Linked DNA regions of Homo sapiens: region 2 is linked to region 1. Evidence: chromatin contacts called from ENCODE Hi-C or POLR2A ChIA-PET data. All regions are on one chromosome and are shown on one strand. Each heading gives the region's core, a stretch centred on a gene start or an enhancer-like site at or near the end of the contact. The rest is flanking DNA. Distances are from core to core; before and after follow the strand shown.

What was found. Hi-C counts contacts between places; a loop is a spot of excess contacts on that map. ChIA-PET counts read pairs that join two places held with the same protein, here RNA polymerase II (POLR2A). Pooled maps may share reads with other maps.
Region 2: a pooled map shows a loop between it and region 1 (9-fold over the local background). The contact joins two enhancer-like sites. A Hi-C loop is called at or near these places in 1 of 168 maps with a recorded cell type or tissue (PC-9) and 9 of 50 pooled maps. POLR2A ChIA-PET finds 5 or more read pairs at or near these places in 3 of 52 experiments (activated CD4-positive, alpha-beta T cell and activated naive CD4-positive, alpha-beta T cell).

The regions. Positions count from the first base shown.
Region 1 is chr15:50,131,792-50,139,451 of GRCh38, forward strand. It overlaps a transcript of ATP8B4 not described here. Among named protein-coding and RNA genes, the nearest start is that of ATP8B4, 16 kb to the left of the region's middle. RefSeq lists an enhancer at 5,460-5,966. Within about 2 kb of position 3,125, at least 4 of the 41 ENCODE cell types and tissues checked have a DNase peak (open chromatin) inside an H3K27ac peak, as active enhancers do.
Region 2 is chr15:50,242,988-50,250,647 of GRCh38, forward strand. It overlaps HDC (histidine decarboxylase), which reads right to left. Exons shown (of 12, transcript NM_002112.4): 10 at 5,258-5,356; 11 at 156-257; 12 at 1-19. It also overlaps the pseudogene RN7SL494P. Among named protein-coding and RNA genes, the nearest start is that of HDC, 19 kb to the right of the region's middle. Within about 2 kb of position 5,074, at least 9 of the 41 ENCODE cell types and tissues checked have a DNase peak (open chromatin) inside an H3K27ac peak, as active enhancers do.

The DNA of each region.
Region 1 (7,660 bases), core at 1,875-4,374:
AATACTAAAATACTAAAAATATTTATATTTCAATTAATATTATCATGTAATTAGAAATATTTTAAAAATAATGGTTATAAAATCACGCAGCTACTGCTCTTGCACCTGTTACTCAGCATTAGAAACAAAAATGTTTTGTTCTGGAAATTTAACCTGATTATATTTATATTAGTCCAAATTCTTATTAGATTTATTTTGTCCTTTCACTTATTTTTAAAGGTAATGCCAAAGGCCATTGTTTCTATGCCTGATTATAGTACTCACACACACACTATAATAGTCATTCAACAATTGGCCTGTGGTTTGGCACCCCCGAAACCAACTTGAAAATAAACAAGTTATTGGCAATATTTATTTAAGTACAGGCTGTATTACTATTAAATAATTAGTATTCTGTTTCATGACTTTCATAATAAAAAGTACAGGAACAGCCATCCTAAGCTTGCATTGGTAATATGAATATTAATTAGATATGGATTCTTTTATGGATCCATAAAAAAGTGGGTGAAGGACATGAACAGACGCTTCTCAAAAGAAGACACTTATGCAACCAACAAACATGAAAAAAGGCTCATCATCACTGGTCATTACAGAAATGCAATTCAAAACCACAATAAGACACCATCTCATGCCAGTTAGAATGGCGATCATTAAAAAGTCAGGAAACAACAGACCCTGCAGAGGATGTGGAGAAATAGGAACGCTTTTAAATTGTTGGTGGGAGTGTAAATTAGTTCAACCATTGTGAAAGACAGTGTGGCAATTCCTCAAGAATCTAGAAGCAGAATTACCATTTGACCCAGCAATCCCATTACTGGGTATATACTCAAAGGATTATAAATCATTCTACTATAAAGACACAGGCACAGATATGTTTACTGCAGCACTATTCACACTAGCAAAGACTTGGAACCAACCCAAATGCCCATCAGTGACAGACTGGATAAAGAAAATGTGGCACATGTACACCATGGAATACTATGCAGCCACAAAAAAGGATGAGTTCATGTCCTTTGCAGGGACATGGATGAAGCTGGAAGCCATCATTCTCAGCAAACTAACACAGGAACAGAAAAGCAAACACCACATGTTCTCATTCAAAAGTGGGAGTTGAACAATGAGAACACATGGACACAGGGAGGGGAACATCACACACCAGGGCCTGTTGAGGGGTGGTGGGCTAGGGGAGGGATAGCATTAGGAGAATACCTAATGTAGATGATGGGTTGATAGGTGCAGCAAACCACCAATGGCACATGTATACTCATGTAACAAACCTGCACATTCTGCACATGTATTCCAGAACTTAAAGTATAATTTTTAAAAAACTTGAAGTTTTGTACATACAATGGAATATTATTCAGCCATGAAAATGAAGAAAATCCTTCCATTTGTGACAACCTAGATCAGCCTGGAAGACATTATGCTAGGTGAAATAGACCAGAAACAGAAAGATAAATACTGTATAATTCTCACTTACATGTGAAATCTAAAAAAGTCAAACTCACTGGGCATAGTGGCCGACACCTATAATCCTAGCACTTTGGGAAGCAAAGGCAGGAGGATTGCTTGAGCCCAGGAGTTTGAGACCAGCCTGTGCAATATGGGGAAACTTCATCTCTACAAAAAAAAAATTACAAAAAACTAGCCAGGCGTGGTGGCATGTGCCTGTAGTCCCAGCTACTCAGGAGGCTGAGTAGCTACTCAGGTGAATCACCTGAGTCTGGGGAGGTGGAGGCTGCAGTGAGCCATGATCACGCCACTGCATTCCAGCCTGGGTGACAGAGTGAGACCCTGTATCAAAAATAAAAAACAAAAATAAATTAAAAATAAGAAAGTCAAACTCACAGAAGCAGAGAGCATAATAAGCAGTTGCCAGGGGCTGGGGTTAGAGAAATGGGGAGATGTTGGTCAAAATTTATGAACTTTCAGTCATAAGATGAATATGTTTTGGAGATCTAACATACAACATGATGATTATAGTTAATAATACTGCATTGTATACTTGGAATTTGCTAAGAGAGTAAATCTTAAGCATTCTCTCCACACACACAAAATAATGAGCCAGGTATGGTGGTTCATGCATGGAATCGCAACACTTTGGGAGGCCAAGGCAGGAGGATCGCTGAGGCCAGGAGCTTAAGACCAGCCTGGGCACCATAGCAAGACCCCACCTCTATAAAAAATAAAAATTTAAAATAAAAAAATGGTAACTGTGTGGTGATTGGATATGTTAATTAGCTTGATTATGGTAACTATTTCACAATGTATATGTATATCAAATCATCACATTGTATACCTTAAATATAGATAATTTTTATTCATAAATTATACCTCAGTAAAACTAAGGAAAAATAAATTAATATGTAAGAATGATAGACTGTCAGTGAGAGGGAAATGGAAAAAAAGAAAAATAGACTGTCAAAAGTAAAAATAAATAAAAATTAAAAGTTGGAGTTTAGCAGAAGAAATAAAACATAATGTAAAAATAACTATGGCAAGTAAACTATGCAATGATCAGCGCTCTTATAAAGGTGGAAAGAAAGTTGCAATGGGAAAGAAAGGCAAGTGAGAAGAGGGTCAAGATCAGAGCAGACTTTGGGGAAGAGAAAGCTCTTGAGCTAGTCCTTGAAAATTGGTGTGATTCCTGTATACAACAATAAGGAGTGAAAGCCATTCAAGTAGAAAGAACAGCAGGAACAAAGACAGAGAAGTCAGAAAACAGAGTATCTGCAAAGAACATCAAATACTGTACTTCAGTCTATCTGGCAAGTGGAGTGCATAGGAGATAACGGGAAATCAGGGGAAAAAACATATGTTAGGGTTAGATTATGACCCTTACAATTATCCTAGTACATGACAATAATAGCCTAAGGCAGTGTCAACAAGAATGGAGAACAAAGTATAGATTCAAGAAATATTCCAAATATAGAACTGACAACATTTGGCAACAGAAGGGGAAGGAAGAGGTAAAATGTCAAAGATGATGTCACATTCTTTGCCCTAATGGCTAGGGGAATGTTGGTGGCATTGACAAAAATAAGGAGAGTGAACGTGGAACAAATTCTGGTCCATCTGTTTGAGTTCTGCATACCAATGCTCAGCTAGCTCATCACAAAGCAGAAGTAGAGAACATTTCAAGCTCAACAGTCACTCTGTGACTCATCAGATGTGAGGGTGAAGTTATTTTTACTCTCACAGCAGTAAAACAAAACCTGAACATTGTTAAAAAGATTCTTCAGGTTTTCTGAATGTTCAAGTGGGTTGTCTAGAACAACAAGCCTTAACTTAGAGCCTCAAAATCTAATCTTAGAGGAAAATTTAAATGGTTTTATGTCCCCAGTCCTTTAGTCCTTAGCTGGTTGAAATCTAAAAGCTATCTTTTCTCCTTTTGAGATATGAGTGTGACACATCATTCATCTCTAAACTTTCTCAGTTTTCTCTTCATTAAATATTTAGTGTGACAAATTCAGCTTGTAGGTTGATAAGGAGGTACTCTACATTTCATTATCTGGATTTTCCCTCCAACAATATTCTGAATAGTTTTTCCATATTGCTCTCAATCTTTAACCACTCCACCATCACTTGACGGTGTCACACTTCAGAGAACCTTTCATTTTAACCCCATTTCCATGAATCATTATCATTGCGGCTTGCGGGAATTGCTTGAGCTATACCCAGAGCATCTGACCTGTCATATCTGCCCGAGATCACTTTATGTGACCTTTTATGTGCACATATGGCCACGCCCCTAGACATTCTGTAAATCTAAACTAAGTATGGGGAACAAACTCATTAAAAATCCAAGCACAAGAATTCCAAATGAGACTTTACCTGGTGGCACAATAAGCAAATGCTTTCCGCTAAACAAGGAATTGGAGTCTACTTTCTGGACATATTTTCACCAGTCATAATAACTGAAACCTGACATACATAAAACTGTAACTAAATACCTATGCCGTTGAAGCAGAGTACCATAAAGAGAAATGTCCTAGGCTCCTCTTATATCCAATGGGGAAACTTTCTATCCAATTAAGGGAACACACATGTAGCTTCAAAGGGCCTACAGAAGAATGCTAAATTCTCACTGGTAAACTCATATCTCCCCAAAATTAAACTGAACGGTCCTCTGACGTTTAATAATTCTTTCATGTACATTTCAATGAAAGGTGAAGCTGTTTTATTTAATCCAACCTTGAGCGTGGATACTTTCCTCTTCCGAACTATTGATATAACCATGACATTTAAATGCACACGAGTAGCAGCAATTCCATTTGGATCCCCTGATTGAGTCGATTACTGTGATGTTAAGCATGCCCATTCCATCCCAGAGTTTAAGTAAACAAGACCACCCCTCTCTGCTCTTAGCCCAGGATTTATGAGGGCCGTGTGTCTGGCACTCAGGGAGATGTTGGCTTTCTCTCACCAGTGATTCCATATACAACACTGTCATATAATTTTTAGATTTTTCAAAGACTTCAAAGTTCACAGCCTTCTGTGAAGTTGCTATCTGGGCATGTTTATCATGGCAAGGACTAAAGGCAGGAGGGCTATGCAGAAACTTCAAACTGTGGGCACTTCACAAATGCATTGTGTGCATCTATAAAATGTCAAAACATCCAGGAGAAAAATTAAAAAGCCAGTCAGTTCACCACTCATACAGGGATAAAGCCAGGCTGGGGCAAATGTGGCTTAAATGTTGGGTTGTAAAGACTGTTTGATTTTTCCATGATCAAGATATTGTATCCTAATTGTTTCCTTTGCTAAATGAGCAGTGCTTAATTGCTAAGTAGAAATTAGTTCACTTCCTCCCTTCTCTCTTTTTGAAAGTGAACAGATGTCCCATTTGGGGGGTTTACCCTTTGTGATGTGGTACTGAGAACACAGGACAAACTTTGTGTGTCTTAAGAGGCCACACTGCTTGATGGTGAGCGTGGGGCTCTGGAGTCAGACTGGCCTTTGTGTGAAGCCCAGCTCTGCCACGCAGCAGCTGAACACCACCAGACAAGTTACCCTGTGTGTCTCAGTTACCCCGTCTGTAAGATGGGGTTGATAGTAATGGTACTACCTCATTAAGCTGTGAGGATCCAATAAAATAATGTGCTGAGTACATGAAAAGTATTCCATACATATGATTTTATTATTATAATTGAAACACTGGACAAAAGAAATGAAAGTTCTTTTCTTCAGTTCAGGGATGAATCCCTGAAACATCAGTAAGGATTCTCTTATTTGGGTTCTGAATTCTGTATCCCCATAGCTTTTGGACATATTGATGTCCTACAATGCATCAAGCACTGTGCAAGAGGCTTCTCAAATATATTAGTCACAGAATCAAGCAACATGCTAGCACTGATTTAACGTCAATCTTCCCAAAAATACTATCTCATTCACTCTCTTTACATTCCATTCATCCAACAAGGATCTATTATGAGCCAGCCAATGGGTTACCCAAGTGGAGTTACCTAATATCCCTGGCTCTTACCAATCAAAGTAAATTCTTCTAGAAAAGGAATGTTTTGAGAGAAGCTGTCTAGATCCTCCATGTTAGCCGGCACATTCTGGAAGGCTCTTCAGAGGGTTAGCAGGTTATCAGACATCTTTCCATGCAGTCCTGACTGAGGAGAGCCACTGTGTCCTTTGCATGCTGAGCATCACTGTGCGTCATCATGACTCACAAGCGATCAATCACCGAATGACATTTAAACATCTTGACTAACTACCAGCAGCATTTTGCTTCAGTTATTGGAAGTGTCTCAGAGTGAATGTGCTCTAAGATCTGAATCACTGTCTCTGAGGGCAACAATGCAAATTGCCAAGAAATGCATAACAAACAACCACGGCACAAGACTAGCCTTGTTGCATGTCACTGTGCACCATGAGGCATCTGATGTTTCTGCCTCCTTAATCATGCTCACGATGCTTCTTCTTGTGAAGTGACGCACATGATCCTTAGAGACATATACAGTGTTAGAGCTGGGAGGGTCGTCATCTTGAAGATGAGCTGATCATCACAGAGAGGAGTGGAAGGAAGCTAACATTTATTAAATTCCAGGACCCAGGTCTCCTGACTGCTACTTTAAGGATGTTTTCACTGTACCACATCTAGTGACAAGATTCTCTGCTCAGCTACTCCCTTATCAAAGTTCTCACTTACCAACTTAATTGTCAATATTTTAGTAATTGTGAGCTGTGAGCACAACCTGCCAACCGTAATGCTCATCTTAGTATCGCTCTAGCCACTGGATGAGAGATTCTATCACATTTTCATCCTTCAGCAATCTGTAAACCACATTGGGATAGCTTGTCTCATACCCTGGTGGTGAGAGGGTAGATTGGTGCAATCTTTCCAGAAGGCAGCACTGCAGTGTATCAAACACCCCATGCATGTGTCTACCTTGGGACTCAATCCTTCTGTTTCCAGGAATTTACACTAAGGAAATGATCTGAGGTGTGTCAAAGGTGTGTGTACATGATTAGCAAGGGACAGAGCATTGCAGGTCCAGATAGATACATATATAGATAGATAGATAGGTAGATAGATAGATAGATAGATAGATAGATAGATAGATAGATAGATAGGCAGTCCATGATAGACAGACAGACAGACAGAGAGATGATAGATAGATAGAGAGATAGACAGACAGATGATAGATAGACAGATGATAGACAGATAGATAGACAGACAGATAGATAGATACCTGAATAAATTATCTGCTCAGTCATTGGTTACCCACACCTAAACACCCTAAAAGGCACCACTGCCACAACTTAATATCCTAATAGGCATCATCTCCCACCTGGTGGCAGATACTGGAATTATACAATGCCAAGGATGAACTATTATCTAAGAAGCATACCTTGTAAAGTCAACTGAATTTCACTGACTGGAAATATCCTCATTTCAAACTAGAAATTAGAAATTTTTAAAATAAAAACATTACTTCCCAGTCACTTCTTATCTTTTTCTCCCTTTATTGTTCTCTTATACCCATACAACCGCCACTTTCTCCTAGTCTTACACCTTCTAAGAAGTCTGTCTGCATTGTAAATCCTTTTTATTTCCAAAGTCAAAGTAGCATGATAGGACTTAATTGCCGGTATAGGGGAAATTGTGTGAATAGATAAGGTAATTAAATGTGTCTGTTCTCATGCTGGCAAGGCTGTGGAAAAAACAATGCTTTTACACTATTGGTGGGAGTGTAAATTAGTTCAACCATTGTGGAAGACAGTGTGGCGATTCCTGAAGGATCTAGAACCAGAAATAACATTTGACCCAGCAATCCCATTGCTGGGTATATACCCAAAGGATTATAAATCATTGTACTAAAAAGACACATGCACACGTATGTTTATTGCAGCACTATTCACATTAGCAAAGACTTGGAACCAACCCAAATGCCCATCAATGACAGACTGGATAAAGAAAATGTGGCACATATACACCAAAGAATACCATGCAGCCATAAAAAGAATGAGTTCATGTCCTTTGCAGGGACATGGATGAAGCCGGAAGCCATCATTCTCAGCAAACTAACACAGGAACAGAAAACCAAACACCGCATGTTCTCACTCATAAGTGGGAGTTGAAAAAGGAGAATACATGGACACAGGGAGGGGAACATCATACACCAGGGCCTGTCGGGGGGTTGGGGGCAAG
Region 2 (7,660 bases), core at 3,824-6,323, 110 kb after region 1:
CTGTGAGACAATTAGGACCCTGTTTGAAAAATAAAGGAAGTGAAGTCTCCATCGCACCCCCTGTCAGCATCCCCAGAGCCCAGCATTTGTGTTTCCGAGAGGCTCTGGAGCACCACAAGACATCATTCACAGAGGGGCTTGGAAGATGGTATTACCTTTAGACGAAAAACCACCAGGCCAAGGTGCCTCTTGGCAGGAATTTCAAAGGAAGGGTCGTTTCTGACCAGAGATTCAAAATATTTAGCCATTTCAGTACCCTGGAATTGCAAGTATAAAGAGAACTGAGATTAATCATCAGACAAGAGACTATGCATAAACTTTCAGACTGCTAAATGGTTTTAAACCAGGGCCATCTTCCCGTCACAGCCGTTGTAAGCGGCTTCTGCCTCATTGTCATCTCCATTTGATTTTGCTCATATTCCAAGCTGGAAAATTTCCAATGGCGCCCTGTTTCCTGTCACATGGGATCCACCTCGAGAACTCATCTCAGGGCCCTCTTTCAACTCAGCCCCAGAACCCAGAAGGCATGTGCTTTGCAGTCCAGGCAACCCGGCCTCAACTCCTGATTTCACAGCTCCTTGACTGGCCAAGTGGGCAAGTGAGGGCCAAAACCCAGTCCATGCTCTGCGTTCCCAGCCAGGTGCCTCATGCGAGCTGCGTGTGCCTAAAGGAAGAGATGCCTGTTTGTAGTGCACATCAAGTTGCCATATGGGCTAGTGGCGGCCCTGCCCCATCCTAAGCCTACATGCTTCACTTGCCTCTCAAACCTCTTCTCACCCTGTACCCCAAATGCCCTTTTCATCCCCTGTTTCTGACATTCCATAGAGAACATATTTTCACATCTTGTCTCCACCCATCATGGAAAGGTTTTGGACCTGGTTAATGGATACAGAGTTTCTGCTCGGGATGATGAAAAAATTCTGGAAATAATGGTGATGGTCACACCACATTGTGAGTATTCTTAATGCCACTGAATTGTACACTTAAAAATGAGTAAAATGGTACATTCTATGGTATGAATATTTTGTTACAATTTTAAAATGTTAAAGGCTTTGTATTATATTAATCTTCCACTGAAGTTCATACCATCTTTTTAAATGTCCTGGGGTTTTTTGCTTTTTGTTTTTAACCCAGGATTACTAACTAAACAAGGACAGGACTTGCCTTCTCTTTTCTTTTTAAAAATTTCTCCAAGCATCCAGAAGATCTCAATAAAATATTTGCTAAGTAATTCTATCAGTTAGTTCTCATACTTACTGCTCTATTTCAAGAGAGGGCAAGGGAGTTAGCTGAACCTCTTTTTTTTTTTTTTTTTTTTTTTTTTGAGAGATAGGGTCTTGCTTTGTCACACAGGCTAGAGTACAGAGGCATGTTGCACAATCAAAGCTCACTGCAGCCTTGAACTCCTGAGCTCAAGTAATCCTCCCACCTTCACCTCCTGAGTAGCTAGGACTACAGACATGCACCACCATGCCCAGCTACATTTTTTAATTTTTTTGTAAAGACAGTGGTCTCACTAGGTTGTTCACCCTGGTATCAAACTCCTGGGCTTAAGCGATCCTCCTTCCTAGGCCTCCCAAAGTACTGGGATTACTGGCATGAGCCACCATGTCTGGCCCTGAGCCTGTCTTTTGACCATAATGAAATGAGTTTCTCCAAATCTTTCTCAGAGCCCCTTTCTCCCCTGCGTGGTCAGTTTCAAACAGCACAGGAGTTTTGACCTGCTCCATTTCTAACCTGGGCCCCTTCACCCCTCCTTAGGCAACCTGGTGATCCCTTGCTCCTGGGAGGTCACCATATTGATGCCGAACTTAGTGCGGACACTCAATTGGCATAGCACACCATAGCCCAGAACTCCCACCTGGGCTATGGTGGGAGCAATTGAGCTTCCCACCTCAGCCTCCCAAGTAGCTGGGACTACAGACACGTGCCCCTGTGCCCAGCTCAATCTTTCCATTTTTTAGAAGGAACCAAGGGAAAGTGACTTTCCCAAGGTACAAGTGACAGTAGGTAGATCTCCTCCCACTGTGCTTTTATCCCTCCTACAACACATGCTGTTTGCAATAACAGAAGCAGAGGTCAGGGGAGAGGAGAATACAGAGCACAGGCAGCACTGCCACCTCCAAAGCCCCACTTTACAGGTCATGAAAGCAGAGCTGCTGCCAGTGCCCTGCACCGCTCTAGGTCAAGGGCAGGCACAGTGCAGCCATGGCCAAATATAGCCCCCACCTGTGTTTGTAAAGTTTTTTGGAACACAGCATTCCCATTTGTTTACATATTGTCTACGGTAGCTCTTGTAGTACAGAGGTAATTACAATAGAGTATGGCCCACAAAGCCAAAAGTATTTAGTATCTGGCTTTTTACAGGAAATGTTTACCAATCCCTATTGTAGGTGATAGGAGATGAGGATGATGATGATGATGATGGTGATGATGATGACAATTTATTATAATTAGATGAAGAAGGAGATGATGAAGAAGGGGAAGAAGAGAAGAGGAAGAGGTACTCATTGAGTACTTAACTGAGTAGTAGGTAGACCCTGTGCTAAGGGCTGCATATATATTATCTCATTTAATTTGAGAGAGGTAGTATCCTTTTCTCATTTTTATAAATTAGGAAGGCATGGCCAGGGGTGGTGGCTCATGCCTGTAATCCTCGCACTTTGGGAGGCCAAGGTAGGCAGATTGCTTGAGCCCAGGAGCGTGAGAACAACCTGGGCAACATGACAAAACCCCATCTCTACAAAAAATACAAAAAGTAGCCAGGCATGATGGTATGCGCCTGTAGTCCCAGCTACTCAGGAGGCTGAGGTGGGAGGATCACCTGAGCCTGGGGAGGTCAAGGCTGCAGTGAGCTCTGATGGCACTACCGCACTTCAGCCTGAGCAACAGAGACCTCATCTCAAAAATAAATAACAATAAATAAATAAGGCAGACAAATATAGAAAGGTTAAGTAATTTGTCTAAGGTCATCAAACAGTAAAGGGTAGAACTAAAAATCCATTCTTTAAAGCACTTCTCTGTAACACAGAAATATGAAATTTAATTTTATATAACTTTCCAAGAGCTCAGTGTAGTAGAAAGCAGCCCAGAACTATGAAGAAAGGATTTGGAATTGGGAGGCTTCAGGGAAAGTCCCGGGCCTTCTTCCCTCAAGCAGGGCAATTACTCCCTCTGAGCCTTGCCAGGTTAGAGTGACCACCCCAGGCACTGTGCTAAGGATCTAATGAAGAACTAGAATTTATTTTTGTATTGAAGGCATTACGCAAGTGTCAATAATTATCATCACCGTCAAGTTGAAGAGATAAAATCAAATCATATCAAACAACTTTATTTTAATTCCATTTCTTCTATTGTGGGACATTGGAAGAACTTTGAGCACAGTTTTGTAAAGGTGTTTGAGTAGGTGATCACAGGAATGCTAATGAAGCAGAAACCAGAACAGATGGAATAGGCAGAAAAGCTTCTAGTGGAAGCAGAATTTAATCCATTCACAACATTTGGAGAGGAGAGGGTAGTTCAGGTGAAGGACACGGGTGAAGGTGCAGAGATGGACTGAGCATGAGGTCTGGATGGGTCGATGAAATGCCCAAGCTAAGGTAGGAGCTAATCGTCAAGTCCTTGAAAGCCAGGCCCAGGAGTGTGGGCCTCATATGGTAGGCAATGGGGTTGCTAATAGGAGGAATTCAGGGGTTTGATTTGCAAACAGAAGTGCTAAGGGAGGTTAGTCAGGATCTGCACATTGAATATCCAGTCCCAAACTGTAAGCAAAAAAATGTTCCTAATTACTTGTAACCTCCACCAACCATTCCCCGCCCACAACCCTCCAGTCTTGAGTCTGCATTTCTAGAAACAGCACAAAGTGCCTAAAGTTCCTCAATATTGTTGGTGGCAGCTGCTCATTGGTAAACAACCAGTGGTGATTACAAAGGTAAAATTACCAACATTAAAACCAGTCATAGGAAACTGGAGAACATTATGTTAAGCAAAATAAGCCAGGCACAGAAGGACAAATTTCACATGTTCTCACTCAAACGTGGGAGTTAAAAAGTAAGCAAACTGAGCTCGTGGAGACGCACAGTAGAATGATGGTTGGCAGAGGCTGGGAAGGGTAGCAGGGAATGGGGGATAAAGAGGTGATAGTTAACGGGCGCAAAAATACAATTAAATAGATCTAATGTTAGGCGGCACAATAAGGCAACTATAGTTAACTATAATTTGCTGTACATTTCAAACTAACTTAAAGAATGGAACTAGAATGTTTCTAACACAAAGAAATGATAAATGGTTGAGTGGTGGATACCCAGTTACCCTAATTTGATCATTGCACATTGTATGCCTGTATCAAAACCTCACACATACCCCATAAATATATACGTAATTATTATGTAAGCATAATAATTATTTTTTTTAAATGTTAAAAAAAATCATAGTTACCGCTTCCACCACTTCATTTTGGTTTGTGTTTGTTTAACCAAGAAGGAATTCCCTAGAGGAAAGGTGGAAGGACAAAGACACACATAGGCAGAAAGGACAGTGTCTTCAGCTTCCCCCACTACTTTTATCAATGGCTTTGTCTTGCATGTGGACTCTTGTAGAAGTGGGAGAACAATGCCAGTGGCCAGAGTTCTTAGTTAAGTCCCGCTTCTTCCATGAAGAACATGGGAGAGAGGCTGCACCTGTCTCATTTACCTCTGTGTCCCTTTCTTAGCACAATACCTTGTAATTGTTGAATTGAATAGAAATAAATTAAGCAAAATAGGCCTTCAATAAATGCCTGTTGATGCAGGGAGGTTTGTTCCAGACTTGGTAGGTCTACCTGTCCAAGCCAGGGGAGCTTTATTTCAGGCATAATCATAATAGTGCTAAAATATTCAGCCAGCTGTGACCATTGAGGTAATTCCAAAGCAGATAGGATCCTACCCTGGCCACACACACTTCCCCTTGATTTACTTTCTCTTTCTCTTTCCTGCAAACCAGACTCTGGGGCCAACCCTCCCCAGTGCTCAGTGACAGCAAGGGGAACGGTGAGACACTCAGCAGAGGACAGGCATCAGGCAGCCCTCAGGGCATGTTGTGCTCAGCGCTCCTCTGGTTAACAAAGAGAATCAAGTCCCAGGAGCTGAGGAACAGGCCCAGACACCTGAACCACACACCGCAAGTCTCCTAGGCAGATCTGCAAAGTAGAAACCAGCCTTCCTCGCCATGAGAAAACAGAGGAACACAGGCTCAGCCCCCACAGCAGCATGCTACATACATGTCTGACATGTGCTTGAAGATTCTTCACCCCGAAGGACCGAATCACGAACCAGAGTTTAACAGAGCGAAACCGTCGGCTCAGGGGGATCTGCCAGTGCTAGAAACAAAGGAACACAGTGCCCAAGGTTAGAGACAAGGGTGCCCCACTCCCTCGGGCATTTCTGGGCATTATCTGTTGCCTGCCCAGCCCTCCAGGGATGGACGATGTCACCATGACTCTGGGAGCTGTTGCTAAGGAGTAAGCCAAGCTCCCCAAGGGTTGCCCCATCGTGTGACCAAATCACTGATGAAGGTGGCCAATAGTCACTTGTCTGAGAGCCAGACAAGTGGAAGTCAAGTCCATTACCCTGAACCAATGAGAAGGGCACTTTGCTTTCAAGTGCTGCTTTAAACATTTCATCCCGGCCCAGAAACTCAACATAAGGGAAATACATTTTTACTCTAAATGAATCTTTATTCCTTGAATAGCAGAAAATAAAGTTCTATTTTTATTCCTCCCAAAATGTAAAGTATGGTAGTTAGAGCACAGACACTAGAGCCCTGCAGACCTAGGTTTCGCCTCCAGCTGTGCCACTTACTAGCTGTGTGACCTTGGGTAGTGCCACCTCACTGGCTCATCAGTCCGGGACATAAAGAACCAATTGCACCTCCCGGGCAAGTGGTGTGAGGACAAAGAACGCCAAGAGCCTCAGAAGAAGTTGTCAGTAGGTGTTGGCTATTTAGATTATTTTAAAATGTGAGCTACAAATCACAGTAGCATTTCTGTCTAGAGCCAAGATGACCCCTATTTAACCTTACACTGCCTTGTTCATTTTCCTGTGAGATTCCTGTGATCTGAGAGCCATCACTCCAGCTGTCAGATTTCAAATGAGCACCCAAATTTCTGCCGCTGTTAGATGAAAATTGACTCTTTGCTCCTGGTGGCCAAATTCAACAGAGCTTAAAGTTCAAGGTTGCAGTCACCATACATCTGAAAATTTCCAAATCAATTTCAGACTGATTTCTCAGATCTGAAAATAGAGCAGAGGATTTGGAAAACATTTACAGTTATTCTAATGAGTCACGTGGTTTCCTAATGACATCTCCCTCAAACGTCAGAAAGTTTCTACCACAATTTCTGTTGACTAAAAATAAATGTTTGTCCCACTGCGTATTTATCTGCCCATACACAAGATTATCAAATCCTCACAAATGTCCTCACCTTCACCCTTCACCCCAGTTTCCTGAGCCAGGCACAGTTGGGATGTTACCCCTTTGTTGATGGACAATGTTTCCCCAGCAGAAAACTACTAAGCCTTTGATTTCCAAGCAAAACTCTGTTGTGCTGGGGAGCAGCTTGGGGGCTTTTGTGCCAGCAGAAGGCATCAAAACCTGAAAATGGAACAAAATTGCTGTAACAAGGAAAGTGTCAACTCCACCTCTTGTCCAATGGACACTCCAAGAGAATAATGAACGGATGATAGGGATCATCTGTCAAAAGGTTCTGGTTTCCAGATAGTTATAGCCAATTTATTTCATATATAGAGAGAGCTACTTTATTTTACCAGCAAATAAACCAGGATAGGCAGAGGTGATTTTATTTTGATTTCTTCACAATCTTCCTTATTCCCAGTTGCTCCTTTTCTTGTCACTATTCCAAAACTGATCCATGCTGACTCAGCAGAGTGGTTCTAGCCAACATTTTCTGTTGGATCAAAAAATCTGGACGTATAAAGCCTGACAGGGCTCTTCTTTACCTTGAGGCATCTCCAGCCTCCTCTGTGTCCTTGTAAGGTCCTTGCAGGGCTCCCTTGCCAAGGCTAAGGTAACGCTCCCTCCACTGGTGCTCTCTGTCCAGTGAGAGGCAGAAAACAGGGAGCTTCTCCGCTGTCAGAGAATCTAGCCCTGATTTTAGGTGATTCCAGGACCCCAGGGGTTAAGCACCTAAGTCTTCTCTCCTGGGATGCTGCCCTGTTTCTGGCTCATCTCAGAGCAGGACTGAGCTTCTGTTCAAAGCTGCAGCCACCTGGGTGGGAAAGACATTGGGCCCAGGTGAGAGTAGCTCTGAGGACCCTCAGGATCATGAAAAAGATAGCAACTTCACTTTTCTAGGAGTTTCTTCATGGACTTGAAAATCAAATCCATAGGATTAAAGGTGGGGGAAGGGTAAGTGTAAGGCAGTGCCTTCTGGGTGGAGAGGTAAAAATAATAAGGTTCCCCAGAGCAGGGCTGGGAAGAGTTTACTCTAACATTTTTATGAGTTATCTGGAAGACAGAGAGCACTGTAAAATCTCCAAACTCCTAGGAATGAACCCCGGGAAGATCCTGAGGCACTGTGGTAAATGAATTTAAACGGTAACATGAAATTCAAAAGGGCAAGGGTGAATATAATGCTCCTCAGTTATGATGACCCAAATACACT